Regions from separate parts of the Homo sapiens genome. Here region 1 is linked to region 2. A link is an interaction called in ENCODE POLR2A ChIA-PET data of the cell type or tissue named here. Cell type or tissue: GM12878. All regions are shown on one strand.

Region 1 (2,500 bases), 240 kb before region 2:
CAACAAGGAAAAATCTACCTGATCAAAAAACATGTGGGGTGGCCTATCAGAATCTTAAACTTACCCTTTAGCATCTATAATGAAGATACAGATGAAGTACATTCATTCCATAATTACTGAGATCCTATTATATGCCAGGTAGTGAGCACCTGCTCATCAGCTTATTGACAATAGCCATGCTCAAGATCCACACTCCTCATGTAACTTTCTGATTATAATTGATCTTCCCAGATAAGATTTACCCAACAGGAGCGATAATCCAGTTCACTTGGTGGCTGTAAGTATAAAAGAATGCACTGGCATTCTATTATGTACATTAACTTCCTATGAGTTTGATTTAATGTGACAAAACATGAACACCTTTGTGTGGACTGACCCAAAATCACACTTCTAGAACTGCAAAGCCAAGGACCATATCCATGACCTTCACACTATACCAACTTGGAGCCATCCTCTTTGACTTCTCTCATAACTCACTTCTATTCTAAGAACAACACGTCTTCCTCCTTACTTCGTAGGACATTTGCTTTGGTGTCTCAAAATAATGGATAGTCAGGGACATTGGAGTTTGGATATGCCTATATTAAGAAGTCTTCCAAGTGGGGTAAATGAAGATTTTTCCTAGGGTACGTAAGACTGCAAGGAATACCCAGGAAATAGCCTCAAATCAGTCTGAGGAGAGTTTTAAAGGAATAAATTTCCAGATCCTCAACTTCCCTATAAAATATTTTCTAAAACCAGGCCGGGTGCACTGGCTCACACCTGTAATCCCAGCACTTTGGGAGGCTGTAGCGGGCGGATCGCCTGAGGTAAGAGTTTGAGACCAGCCTGGCCAACATAGTGAAACCCCATTTCTACTAAAAATACAAAAATTAACCGGGTGTGGCAGTGCACACCTGTAATTATAGCTACCTGGGAGGCTGAGGCAGGAGAATCTCTTGAACCCAGGAAGGGGAGGTTGCAGGGAGCTGAATTGGGCCACTGCACTCCAGCCTGGGTAACAGAGCAAGACTCCATCTCAGAAAAAAAAAAAAACAAACAGCCGGGCGTGGTGGCAGGCACCTGTAATCCCAGCTACTTGGCAGGCTGAGGCATGAGAATCGCTTGAACCCAGGAGGCGGAGGTGGCAGTGAGCCGAGGTCGTGCCACTGCACTCCAGCCTGGGCAACAGGAGCAAAACTTCATCTCAAAAAACAAAAACAAAAACAAAAAAAACGGCCAGGCACAGTGGCTCATGCTTGTAATCCCCGCACTTTGGGAGGCCAAGACAGGCAGATCACAAGGTCAGGAGTTTGAGACCAGCATGACCAACAAGGTGAAACCCCATCTCTACTAAAAATACAAAAATTAGCCGGGCGTGGTGGCACGCGCCTATAATCCCAGCTACTCAGGAGGCTGAGGCAGGAGAATCGCTTGAACCCGGGAGGCAGAGGTTACAGTGAGCTGAGATCATGCCATTGCACTCCAGCCTGGGTGACAGAGCGAGGCTCCGTCTCAAAAAAAAAAAAAAAAAAAAATTCTAAAAACCAATCCATTTGGGAGCCAGCTGACATATTCATGCACATTCTCCACTCTACCACTGCCCCCACTTTCACCATAGTCCTTGTCCTACTTTACAAAAGAAAGGAATGTCTCTCCCCTACACTGAATCTTGATGCATGGTCCAGGGTGTAAAAACCTGAGGAGCTTGGAGGGAGCAATTATTTTCCACTTCATATCAAAATATTCCCATTGCAATCAGTCTTCCTATTTTATCTTATATAAAATGTTTATTATTTTCTACCTCCTAGTAAAAAGTGAAATTGCTAGCTGCTCAATTCATTATTTCTTAGCAAATACAGCTTTCCTTTCTAAAAAATACAGAAGAAAAAAATTTGTGTAACAAGATTATTAGTTATTTCTGATTTTTAGACATGATTCTCATTTAATTGTTCCCAAAAGCTGAACAACAAGAGTTTGATGAAAGCAGGCACACACATTTACCAAGGGAATATATGCCTTCTATATGACTTCTCAAAACTGATGGATTTAACTATACATTATACAGCATTATTCCTAATTATATAATGAAAAACAGTACTATCTTATTTTTACCATTTATTATGTTAATAGTAGGTCTAAATAATTTTAATCTTGACTGGTTTATCAGTGGTCCATTTTATAAGCTATAGTTAATCATTTATTTCCTAATAATTTTTATAATATTCCTCAAAATGAATGTTAACATATTTATTTGAATGGAAGAATAAAGTCAGACATGTTTCTAACAGAAAGTAGGTCTGATTTGGCTGATTGGTTTGAAATGAAAACTGGCTTTGCCAATTCCACAAATGGCAGTTGTTTTCTATACAGTGAATGAGCTGAATCTGCATTTCAGTTTAACAAAAAGTTCTTGAAGACATGTAATAATTAAAGAATTTTACCAAAAAATATTGTGTAGGCAAAGAAGTATGGAAATCAATATCTGATTAACAAAGTGTCTCTGAGTGTAAAGGTCACA
Region 2 (2,500 bases):
GCCCCACGGTTTCTCTCACATACGGTGTCGCTTTCTGGTGCTCAGTGTCACCCACACACCGCATACCATATTCATGCTTGGCACATGTCGGATGGGGCCCACCTTGCTGGTACACACATCATACTGACACAGAGCTGGTCATGTTGTTTTACTCGCATGTAGTGTCACATGTAAGTCACACACAGACAAACCTGAGGCCATCTCACATGCTGCGTCACAACATGCAGGTCACAAGTGGTCACACCACAGCGTAACACATCACACAGATCGCCACTCATCCGGCTTCTCACGCACACGCGCCCGCGCGCTCACATACACACAGCATCGTGCGAGTGCGGTGTCCTTCACACGCAGGTCACTTGAGCATCAGAGCCACACCCAGTGTCATCTCCAGGTACACACAGATGGCTAGGCAGCCAGCTTCCTTCATCGGCACATCCTGGGTGATGCCCTGGCACACACAGAACATCCCCCATGCAGGTTCTCAGGTACAGAGGTGGCGGCACACCTGGACACATGAAGAGTCACCCAGTTTCTCTTATGGACGTGTATATCTGTCACACACACGAATGTCACAAAGCCACAGTTTCTCTCCTGCATACACCCAGCCCTGCACAAGTTGCTCTGACCAAGGTTCTCTTCCACACACATCCAGCCCCACAGAAGACAAGTCTCACCCACATAGAATGTCCCACTCATGGCTTCTCTCACACACATCCAGCGTCACACACAGTTGCATTCTCATTTCCCTCTAACACTTCCTGCCCTTTCAGGCCTGGCAGGGAGCACAGGAAACAATCGGCACTCTAGGAAACCCCAAGGGCTGAGGCTTTAGGGATGTGCAGGGGGATGAACCTCTCTGGCCCTAACCTCAACCTCCTGTGGGTCGGGGAAGACAGGCAGAGCCCTTTCCCTGGCAGGGTTCTCCCTGGAGGGAAGTGGCCCCTTCTGCAGACAGCCCAGGGCTGGCACAACACCAGGAGGGGAGGGGAGGGAAGGCAGGGCAAGGCCCCAGGGACAGTGCCGAGTGTGACCTGCTGACCTCCCCAGCTCTACCCAGAGGCAGATCCTCAGGGCCACCCCTGGGACCCCACAGCTTCTGCAGCCCCCATGTGGGAAGAAGAGGCTGCGACCTCCTAGCCCCTTCACAGAAAGCTGCAGCGTTTAGACCCCTGGGCTCCTCTCCCCATCCTGGGCGGGGAGGAGGAGGAGGGCAGGACCAGCGATTTCCACACTGAGCCCTGGGACCCCCACAGGTGTCTGGGAGTGGGGCAGAGGGTAGAGCCACCCAAGCGGCCTCTGAGCACCCTTTGTGCCATTCAGCCCTAACAGAACCCATGACCACTTCAGAGGCAAGATCCCCCAATCCACCAAGCCCCCCTGTCCCTTGACACCTGCCCCCCGCCACCTTTTCAGCCCTGTTCATCTGGCTGAGCTACTCCTCAGTCACCCCTTGGTTTGTCCTTGCCTTCTTCTTTGGGCCACTGGATCACCCACCCGCCTCTCCAGACCCCACCAAGTTCAGGTTCCATCATGGGAGAAGGAAGGCAAACTGGGAGACAGACTCTGGGAGGAGCTCAGAGAAAAGGGACTTGAGAAGTCATTCATTCCAAGCAGGGAAACTGAGGCCCAAAGGGGCCTGCCAAGATGGCGCAACTGGTTAAAGGTCCGGAGGGGACCAGATCCCTATTTCTTGACCACCTCTGTTGAGATATCTTCTCCTTTGATATTGTTGAGAATATCAAATCCTCCCGGTTTTAACATTCCTTCAGTTGGCAGAAAGTGCCAGGGTCTACAAACCTTTGGGTGAGGATGGGAGCAGGGCTCAGGACCCATGTGATGCTTCTGTACACTTAATGTGCTGCTCTGTCCTGGCAACCACTGACCACTCTAACAAGCCATTCCCCAGCCCAGATGCGCTCATTAGCATTAATGACGTTCCCTCCCTGGGGGGGTAGGGGAAGGCCCAAGAGCTTGGGACTCATACTGGCTCCTACCCTCTCCCTGAGGAGGGGGCATCCAGGGCCCCTGAAGTTACCCTTACTGGACAGCCTTGTCCTGGAAGATCTGTGCACTCTGCCCACTGGGTGAGCAGGGACCCAGAAGACCACAGAACCACATCCTTTAGGGAGTGCCCCTACGAGAGGGGTCTTGGTGGGAGGGGGGCTACAGGAGTCTAGAAGGGAGAGGACATAATTCCCCCAAATCTCCAACTTTTGAGGAAAGCCTCCCCTCCTTGCCCCAGGTGGCCCCAGCACTGGGGTGGAACATGTGTACAGAGAACCAGGCCACAAGAGACTGGATACGCAGAGCCGCTATGGGCACCAGCCCCTCTGAGCTGTGTCCAGCCCCTACCCCTATGCCCTGTTCTTCCGGACAACAAGTCCAGGCCTGACCTGGTTCTGCCCCTACCTGGAAAGAGGGAAGACACAGAAGAAGACAGCCCCTGAGAAGTCCGCCCCAAGGCCTCCTTCCCCCTCGCACTGAAAGAATCTCTCAG

Evidence for each region. Peaks named below come from ENCODE experiments on the same cell type or tissue, not always from the same donor. Only the 100,000 strongest peaks of a DNase experiment are listed, where the experiment ranks them.
Region 1: POLR2A ChIA-PET joins it to region 2 with 12 read pairs; 8 of 35 experiments call an interaction of 5 or more read pairs at or near these places.

The regions. Positions count from the first base shown.
Region 1 is chr6:35,253,672-35,256,171 of GRCh38, forward strand. All of the region lies in intron 1 of SCUBE3-AS1 (SCUBE3 antisense RNA 1), which reads right to left. Among named protein-coding and RNA genes, the nearest start is that of SCUBE3-AS1, 4.5 kb to the right of the region's middle. In GM12878, no CTCF peak of the experiment used is centred here; no DNase peak of the experiment used is centred here.
Region 2 is chr6:35,493,475-35,495,974 of GRCh38, forward strand. The region is part of intron 1 of TEAD3 (TEA domain transcription factor 3); the gene reads right to left. Among named protein-coding and RNA genes, the nearest start is that of TEAD3, 2.4 kb to the right of the region's middle. RefSeq lists an enhancer at 1,849-2,500. In GM12878, no CTCF peak of the experiment used is centred here; no DNase peak of the experiment used is centred here; H3K27me3 peaks cover 167 bases.